Linked DNA regions of Homo sapiens: region 2 is linked to region 1. A link is an interaction called in ENCODE POLR2A ChIA-PET data of the cell type or tissue named here. Cell type or tissue: PC-3. All regions are shown on one strand. Each heading gives the region's core, and the rest is flanking DNA. Links, peaks and the distances in the headings are about the cores only.

Region 1 (5,169 bases), core at 531-4,530:
TACATCAAGAGGGTTACACAGAAGGAAGCAGCCTATTTGGGGAAGGCTATCAAGCAGTAGAAAGTGATGTGAATGTCTATTTGTTCTTTTGGCTGTTTTTAGTTTCACTACAGAATAGCCTTTTTGGAGTACATAAATCTATAACCACACAAAATATGGCTAGCTTAAAAAAGTGGGAGAGGGAGATGATATGAAATTATCCCCTGAAAAGTCTTACTTTTGAACACTTGCATTATAATGGAAATAGCCTCAGATTTCTTCTGGTGGCATTCCAGCATTATTGGACAATTTATTTTCTCCTTAAGTGACATTTTAGTACATTGTGTGTTATATGTAATGATATTTCTGGAGTAACAAGTGTGCAAGAAGTGAGAGAAAAAGAAAGTACACTTAATATGTAGGCAGGTGTCTCAGCACTTTCTTTTTTGTACGTGAATCCCATTATCTCCAGTGATAACTTTGTTGACAGCACCCACCAATATATTCAGAGCAAGGTTTTATAAAATAGATCCAGAATCGTATGACTAAGAGACCCAGGTGACACGTGTCAGCCTCAGATAGTTGCTACATTTTCTGTTTTAAAGATTCAAACAAAACTTTTCACATTCTTCTTTGGGGAAAAAAAATTACATTTGAAGTCCTTTTTCACCCAAACACGTTTTGAGATAAGAGCTCACAAGTCTTGACATTATTTCATTTTGTTATGCGCATCTGTCAAGGAACCAAGATACGATACAGCTACTAAAAACTGATGATTGTGGAACAGAGAAACTTGACAGCATTTCATTTCCTTTATGTTCTGATTATACGTTTATCAGAAAACCTGTATCTCTTCTAGTTCAGCTAGAAATTGGTAGAATTCAGGAACTCAAAGGCTTGGCAAAGAACTGTCCTATTATTTGGTATCATCTTACATTTTAGAGAAGTTGCTTGGTTGAGTCATTGTTAAAGCTTTTGCTTCTCTTTTCATTATTGTGGGCCACTATCCACAGACCACATTTCTATAGGCCCTATAACTGCTTTGCCGCACAAATTAAACGCCGGGATGTTTCATACGTATATGCCAGCATTTCAATGCTTGTCAATCAGAGTTTATAAAATATAGGGATTACAACTTGATATTAACATCCAAATCTATTGTGCTCATTTTACGTGTGAAAATGAGAAACCCTCATGCAGACGCTAGATTTCCCAGCCTCTTTGTCACCCTGTTTTTAATTTATCTCCAGGTTTTGAGTCAGTAAAATGATTCCGCTTATCAATTTAATACAGAGATAAAACATATCTATGAATCAGAGTGATCGGAACTAAAATGGATCTACAGGTTGTTTGGCATTCAGCCCAGCCCTGCTGAGGGTTTTAGTGGGGCTAATTTCTCTGTACAGTAGATTCATCCCTGTTCTTAAATTGTGCCTCAGTGAGGGATATGATTTGCTTCACATGAAGAAGTAGACACAGAAGTGCATTGTTTCAGGGAGGAGACTTTAAAATTTTGAAACATTCTTTTTATGCTTACCTTTTTTTTTTCTAGGTATACTTCAAAAGAAATTATCCACATATTGGTCACACTGACCACATGGTTACAAACACTTCCAATGGACAGCCCTCGACCTTAACTATTTTCGAGACAGCACTGTGAATCCAACCAAAATGTCAAGTCCGTTCCGAAGGCATTTTCCACTAGTTTTTGGACTATGTAAACCACATTGTACTTTTTTTTACTTTGGCAACAAATATTTATACATACAAGATGCTAGTTCATTTGAATATTTCTCCCAACTTATCCAAGGATCTCCAGCTCTAACAAAATGGTTTATTTTTATTTAAATGTCAATAGTTGTTTTTTAAAATCCAAATCAGAGGTGCAGGCCACCAGTTAAATGCCGTCTATCAGGTTTTGTGCCTTAAGAGACTACAGAGTCAAAGCTCATTTTTAAAGGAGTAGGACAAAGTTGTCACAGGTTTTTGTTGTTGTTTTTATTGCCCCCAAAATTACATGTTAATTTCCATTTATATCAGGGATTCTATTTACTTGAAGACTGTGAAGTTGCCATTTTGTCTCATTGTTTTCTTTGACATAACTAGGATCCATTATTTCCCCTGAAGGCTTCTTGTTAGAAAATAGTACAGTTACAACCAATAGGAACAACAAAAAGAAAAAGTTTGTGACATTGTAGTAGGGAGTGTGTACCCCTTACTCCCCATCAAAAAAAAAAATGGATACATGGTTAAAGGATAGAAGGGCAATATTTTATCATATGTTCTAAAAGAGAAGGAAGAGAAAATACTACTTTCTCAAAATGGAAGCCCTTAAAGGTGCTTTGATACTGAAGGACACAAATGTGACCGTCCATCCTCCTTTAGAGTTGCATGACTTGGACACGGTAACTGTTGCAGTTTTAGACTCAGCATTGTGACACTTCCCAAGAAGGCCAAACCTCTAACCGACATTCCTGAAATACGTGGCATTATTCTTTTTTGGATTTCTCATTTATGGAAGGCTAACCCTCTGTTGACTGTAAGCCTTTTGGTTTGGGCTGTATTGAAATCCTTTCTAAATTGCATGAATAGGCTCTGCTAACGTGATGAGACAAACTGAAAATTATTGCAAGCATTGACTATAATTATGCAGTACGTTCTCAGGATGCATCCAGGGGTTCATTTTCATGAGCCTGTCCAGGTTAGTTTACTCCTGACCACTAATAGCATTGTCATTTGGGCTTTCTGTTGAATGAATCAACAAACCACAATACTTCCTGGGACCTTTTGTACTTTATTTGAACTATGAGTCTTTAATTTTTCCTGATGATGGTGGCTGTAATATGTTGAGTTCAGTTTACTAAAGGTTTTACTATTATGGTTTGAAGTGGAGTCTCATGACCTCTCAGAATAAGGTGTCACCTCCCTGAAATTGCATATATGTATATAGACATGCACACGTGTGCATTTGTTTGTATACATATATTTGTCCTTCGTATAGCAAGTTTTTTGCTCATCAGCAGAGAGCAACAGATGTTTTATTGAGTGAAGCCTTAAAAAGCACACACCACACACAGCTAACTGCCAAAATACATTGACCGTAGTAGCTGTTCAACTCCTAGTACTTAGAAATACACGTATGGTTAATGTTCAGTCCAACAAACCACACACAGTAAATGTTTATTAATAGTCATGGTTCGTATTTTAGGTGACTGAAATTGCATCAGTGATCATAATGAGGTTTGTTAAAACGATAGCTATATTCAAAATGTCTATATGTTTATTTGGACTTTTGAGGTTAAAGACAGTCATATAAACGTCCTGTTTCTGTTTTAATGTTATCATAGAATTTTTTAATGAAACTAAATTCAATTGAAATAAATGATAGTTTTCATCTCCATTCAGAGATCTGTATTTCTGTGCTTCAAGGGATTCCTGACTCATGTTCTTGCTGATGAATGCCAGTGAGTTTTCCTGAGATCGAAAAATACAGTATCAAAGGATACCTTCTATCATCAACCGGTTCTCTTGGCAAATTAGGTGTACCAAGTATTCTAACGGGTAGATTTCAGTGGGTTTCAGACAGTTTGAAGCAGTTGCTATTTAAGCAAGTCCATTTGCACCATTCTAGGAAGAAAGAGTATTAGCTTATGCCTCAGGCTTGAGCAGTATTAAATGGTTGAGGTTTTTGCTTTTGGTTTTGGTTTTTAAGGTGACTTTGTCCAAAACTAACAAGAAACATCTACCGCTGTTACGCTGAAATCACTATTAAATAATGATTCTCAAAGTGTGGTCCCTGGACCAGCAGCATACCGCATCACCTGGGAACTCGTTAGAAATGCACCTTTTTGTGCCTCACCGCAGATCTACTGAATCAGAAACTCTGGTGGTGGGGGCCAGGAATGTGTGTTTTAACAAGCCATAGGGTGACTTTTTTTAAGGGGCCATGCTAATCTCTGTATCATTACAATTTTAGTATATGTGCTACTGAAGCGAGCGCCCTAAGTGTGATTCTGATGCAGGCTAAAGTCTGAGAACCAGTACCATAAACTTAAAGAACTCTTAAAACTCATTAAGAAAAACACAGAAAGCCCAATTAGAGAAATGGACAAGAGATTTGAATGGGTATTTCACAAAAGAGAATATCCAAATGGCCAATAACTGGAAAAGTGCTCACTCTTTATTAGTTACCAGGGAAATGCAAATTAAAAGCACCATGAGATACCACTAGACACCCACTAGAATGTGTAAAATGTAACAGACTGAGAATACCAACCCAGTGCCAATGAAGCAACAGGAATTCTCAGGTACTGCCATGTAAGTACATTGAAAAACCATCTTCGGAAAACAATTTGACAGCATTGACTCAAACTGCACACTCTGCGATCTGTCTGTAGCACTCCAAATGTGTACACATGTGCACCAAGAGATGTTGTCAAGGATGTTCCTAGAAACATAATTCCTAACAGCCCAAACGAGATAATCCAAATACTCATCAGCAGCAGAAGGAAAACAAATTATGAGGTATTAAAATACTTCTACAGCAATGAAAGCAATTGACTACATGAAGAACTCATGAGTTTCACAGACATGATATTTATTCCAAAGAAACCTGGCCCAAAAGATTATTTATGATCCCATTTATATAAAATTCAAAAATGTTACAGCTGAACAAAGGAGTGCAACACCAGAACAGTTCATAACTTTGGGGAGATGGAAGGTGTTGGTAATTAGGGGAAATACACATGAATCTTCTACGATACTTAAAATACTTTTTGTGGCTGGGCATGGTGGCTCATGCCTGTAATCCCAGCACTTTGGGAGGCCGAGGCGGGCAGATCATGAGGTCAGGAGATCGAGACCATCCTGGCTAACACGGCGAAACCCCGTCTCTACTAAAAATACAAAATATTAGCCGGGCATGGTGGCGGGCGCCTGTAGTCCCAGCTACTCGGGAGCCTGAGGCAGGAGAATGGCGTGAACCTGGGAGGCGGAGCTTGCAGTGAGCCGAGATCGAGCCACTACACTCCAACCTGGGCGACACAGCGAGACTCCATCTCAAAAAAAAAAAAAAAAAATTTTTGTTTGGCTGGGTGGTGATTAGATCGTTATTAATTGAACACTTTTATGTGTCATACTTCACACTGAGTTAACTTTTTAAAAAGTTGGTCTTGTTTTTCCTTTAGAATC
Region 2 (4,559 bases), core at 1-4,000, 140 kb before region 1:
GCTGCTGTTTGAGGAAATCAGTTGGGTCTCATTTCATGGGGTACACAAATAGTAAAGATATTTGTACATTATTTTCTATGACTTTGTAAGGAGAGAAAACTGTGCAAGGTTGTGTCCCATGGAATGTCGAATTTTCAGTTAGGAACTCCCTGAGTCTTTGGGGCAATTATTTATTTATTTATTTATTTATTTATTTATTTATTTATTTATGAGATGGAGTTTCGCTCTTGTCATCCAGGCTGGAGTGCAGTGGCTTGATCTCTGCTCACTGCAACCTCCGCCTTCTGGGTTCAAGTGATTCTCCTGCCTCAGCCTCCCGAGTAGCTAGGATTACAGATGCCCGGCTAATTTTTTTGTATTTTTAGTAGAGGTGGGGTTTCATCATGTTGGCCAGGCTAGTCTCGAACTCCTGACCTCAGGTGATCCACCTGCCTTGGTCTTCCAAAGTGCTGGGATTTCAGGTGTGAGCCACTGCACCTGGCCTGTGGGGCAATTTTAGAGTAAAGACCGTGAAGGTGCAGTTCATGGGGTCTATGTCCAAGTCTGGTTCCCACACGCCTTTTTCCAGCAGGGCCCATGGCCAGTGGAGGCTTGTGGAGTGCTTCCTACCTGTGCAGATATGCCTGTTCCTACCTCCCTATCAGTGTTAGGTTTCTTTCCTGGAATATCCTCCTCAATTTACTCATTCCTTCAATTCTTATTGCATAAGGTTTATCACAGTTTTCATGTTCTGTAATAAGACTACCAATACGGTCACCAACATCTGTGTGATAATAATCGCCATTTGTAACACACTATTACCATTTTAAAAATATTCTTCAGGACCTAACACAGAGTCTGGCTGAGAACAGAACACTCAGTTGTGTATCAAGTTGAATTGTATTAGATTTGTCAACTAGGATTCCGGACCTAAGTATAATCATAACTTAAGATCAGTTACTTTTTCTGGATTAGAATTAGATTAGGTTAACATTATCACCTGCACATGTATCTCTCTGAAATTCTTTATTTTTATTTTAGGGTAAAATGGTGCAGAAGGGGACTTACACTGAGTTCCTAAAATCTGGTATAGATTTTGGCTCCCTTTTAAAGAAGGATAATGAGGAAAGTGAACAACCTCCAGTTCCAGGAACTCCCACACTAAGGAATCGTACCTTCTCAGAGTCTTCGGTTTGGTCTCAACAATCTTCTAGACCCTCCTTGAAAGATGGTGCTCTGGAGAGCCAAGATGTGAGTTCACCTCCTGTTACAACATGGCCTGGTTTTGTTCACTGTTAATGGCCTTATGGATCTTTGGTCTACTCTGTTCAAAGCTTCATCTTTTGTCCCAAAGTGGATTCTGTGGTTTCAGGGCTCTATTCCATGATATTGGTAGATTAAAACGGAACCAAGGCAAACCACCCTGGTTGGAGTTATCCTTTGTATGTAGGCTGGGGAATGTCAAGGAGGTGAGTAGCGGGTGTGTATGCTGGTGCAAGTCCTAAGCTGTGTGTGACTCACACTAATACTACAATTCTTGAATTTACTGTAGTGAAATCCTACTTAGTCTGGTGGCCCCCGACTTCTCTTTGCATCTGGAGGCATAATTTGAAGACCCCCTTAGAGAAAGTCCTGCTGTGGGCCACATGAAATTAGCCACTTTTCCTGTATGTTGGAATGTTCTGATGCTGCAGGTGGCTGATGGAGGTATTTTGCCCTGTTGTCAGATGGTTTATGTTAGTTAGGCCAGAAGTAGCATGTGCAAAGACCCAACAGTTCCTGACACACAGCAGCCCAACTTCCTTCTTTACCTTTCAAGAATAGGAGCTGCATCTTACTCACCTTGGTGTTCCCAGTGGCCAGCATAGAGCTGCTCAATACATCTTCAGAGTATGTGAATCTCATGCCTTCTAAGTCCTCCGGGCAGAAATGTACCAGAGCTCACTTAAAAGCATAGATATTCCTTGCCACACAAACCCTGACTATCCAAATCCAGGAGACTGAAGGATTCTTGCAGATATTCAGATTAGGCCCTCACATGCCAAATTATCAGGAGTCAATTTCTGAAACTCAGGAACCAAATAGATTAGGATCATATGCTATCCCTTCCTTTCCAAACTCTGGTTACTGAGACTCACTGCTTGACCCCAGTTACTGTGTTGAGCTCATGTTTTGACCCCCTGCTCTTTTATGTTTCCATCTTGAGTGATGCAGTTGAGAGTTCCATATCTTTTTGTATATGATTTTGGAACAAGTTTCTGTATTGACACTTGAATTTGGGTGTGCTAGGTAAGTGCTGAACATCCTGATGGCATCCTTCCAGCAAGCCACGCCACAATGTCCAAATGATATTTCCTTATCTCTAGTAGAACCTTGAAAGTGGGATGGCTGGGTCCAAGGATTAGTGCATATAGCTGGGTGTGGTGGCTCATGCCTGCAATCCCAGCGCTTTGGAAGTCCGAGGTGAGAGGATCACCTGAGGTCAGGAGTTCCAGATCAGCCTGGCCAACATGGTGAAAACCTGTCTTCACTAAAAAATACAAAAAATTAGCCAGGCGTGGTAGCAGGCATCTGTAATCCCTGCTACTCAGGAGGCTGAGGCAGGATAATTGCTTGAACCTAGGAGGCAGAGGTTGCAGTGAGCCAAGATCGCGCCACTACACTCCAGCCTGGGAAACATGAGCAAAATTCTGAGTCAAAAAAAAATTAAATAAATAAAAAATAAGTGGATGTATAGTTTGGCTAGCTATTTCCACACCCTTCTCCACAGGAGATGGATCATTTTGGACTTCTGCCTGTTTCCCCACAGCTTTGTCAACAGAGTGCATTGTCATCTTTGGGAACAGTTTTGTATACTGTTTTGTCTCTTACCACCTTTTTTCCTCTGCAGACAGAGAATGTCCCAGTTACACTATCAGAGGAGAACCGTTCTGAAGGAAAAGTTGGTTTTCAGGCCTATAAGAATTACTTCAGAGCTGGTGCTCACTGGATTGTCTTCATTTTCCTTATTCTCCTAAACACTGCAGCTCAGGTAAATAATGACATTTGTTTTGCGCCCTCAAAATGATATTTACAGTACCTATGTTTATGCTATTATGACTGCATCTTGCAGTTCACTTGGGGTCTGAATTGAAATGTGCTGTCTTTGGGGAACAAAGTGAGGGCTGCCTACTGGTGTTCCATGTCCGTTACAAAGACCTGCGAAAAAAGGGTATCTTTCAATGATTTTAAAATGGAATATGCATTTTCTTGAACCCTTGATATCTGGGAGTTTGGGCTTGGCACAGACCTGAGCTGGAAGAACTATGCGAGTTCTCTGAGCCTTTTATTCTTTCTTTCTTTCTTTCTTTCTTTTTTTTTTTTTTTTTGAGATGGAGTTTTGCTCTGTTGCCCAGGTTGGAGTGCAGTGGCGCGATCTTGGCTCACTTCAACCTCTGCCTCTGGGGTTTAAGCAATTCTCCTGTCTCAGCCTCCGGAGTAGCTGGGACTACAGGCACATGTGCCACCATGCCCAGCTAGGCTAATTTTTGTATTTTTAGTAGAGATAGGGTTTCACTATGTTGGCCAGGCTGGTCTCGAACTCCTGGCCTTAAGTTGATCCGCCTGCCTCAGCCTCCCAAAGTGCTGGGGTTTACAAGCATGAGCCACCACGCCCGGCTTTGAGGGCTTTCTTTCGGTTGTCCATGTTAGCGATTGAGAGTTTTGAGTTGGTAAGTCATGCCCAAGTTTGATTTTTGTCTTTGTTGTTTCTCCCCTCCTAGGTTGCCTATGTGCTTCAAGATTGGTGGCTTTCATACTGGTAAGTTATTTCTGGTCTGATGTATGAAATACTCCAAAATCAGTAAGAAGACTCGCTTTTCCATAGAGTTAGAGGGAGGTGTTTGTTGATCCTTCTCTTCTAATCCTCACTTCGTTTACCCGAAGAAAAATTAGAGTGCTTGCTGGTGGAGTGTAAACTGCGGTGGTCTCCACCCATGTCTGATCCGCGGCATCATGTTCACAGACAGTTTCGGGAACTGAAAGTTGTGATTTAAATTGAATTTTTATAAGGTAGATATACACAAGACTAAGTGAGCTGAGAATCATTTTCCAGCATGAAGCGTTTCTCCCAAATTGTGGTTCATTTTTAAAAAAATGTATTTATCTAAATTTCATATATAGCTTAATATTTTTTTCTCCCCATGTTCCATAGGGCAAACAAACAAAGTATGCTAAATGTCACTGTAAATGGAGGAGGAAATGTAACCGAGAAGCTAGATCTTAACTGGTACTTAGGAATTTATTCAGGTAAAGTTTAATCATTTGGTGTATTGTATGAGAGGCTGAGGTGCTTACAATGAGCCTGTGTGAGTAACTAGGGCTTCCAGGAGTCATTCAGTAATGTCTTAACAGATCAGGAGTCTCAGTCGAATTTACTCTGTGAATTAATTAGAATAATTATTTTAAAAATCTACTAGAAGAGAGGTTGACTGAAGACTCTTAATTTGCTCTGTACTGGATTTTGAAAGTTAAACCAGGATTGAGCATTCAGAAAATCAGCCACTGGAAATATGTGGCTATTGTCTATTCTAATAGGTTGC

Evidence for each region. ChIA-PET counts read pairs that join two places held together with the same protein. Peaks named below come from ENCODE experiments on the same cell type or tissue, not always from the same donor. Only the 100,000 strongest peaks of a DNase experiment are listed, where the experiment ranks them.
Region 2: POLR2A ChIA-PET joins it to region 1 with 6 read pairs; 6 of 35 experiments call an interaction of 5 or more read pairs at or near these places.

What each region holds. Positions count from the first base shown.
Region 1 is chr13:95,018,045-95,023,213 of GRCh38, reverse strand. It overlaps ABCC4 (ATP binding cassette subfamily C member 4 (PEL blood group)), which reads left to right. Exons shown (of 31, transcript NM_005845.5): 31 at 1,532-3,379. The coding sequence ends at 1,639. It also overlaps the pseudogene RNU6-62P. Among named protein-coding and RNA genes, the nearest start is that of LINC00557, 61 kb to the right of the region's middle. In PC-3, for the core only: no CTCF peak of the experiment used is centred there; a DNase peak (open chromatin) is centred at 2,703; H3K4me3 peaks cover 829 bases; H3K27ac peaks cover 3,457 bases.
Region 2 is chr13:95,162,829-95,167,387 of GRCh38, reverse strand. It overlaps ABCC4 (ATP binding cassette subfamily C member 4 (PEL blood group)), which reads left to right. Exons shown (of 31, transcript NM_005845.5): 15 at 1,021-1,230; 16 at 2,870-3,010; 17 at 3,741-3,778; 18 at 4,172-4,266. Among named protein-coding and RNA genes, the nearest start is that of SNORD13G, 45 kb to the left of the region's middle. In PC-3, for the core only: no CTCF peak of the experiment used is centred there; no DNase peak of the experiment used is centred there.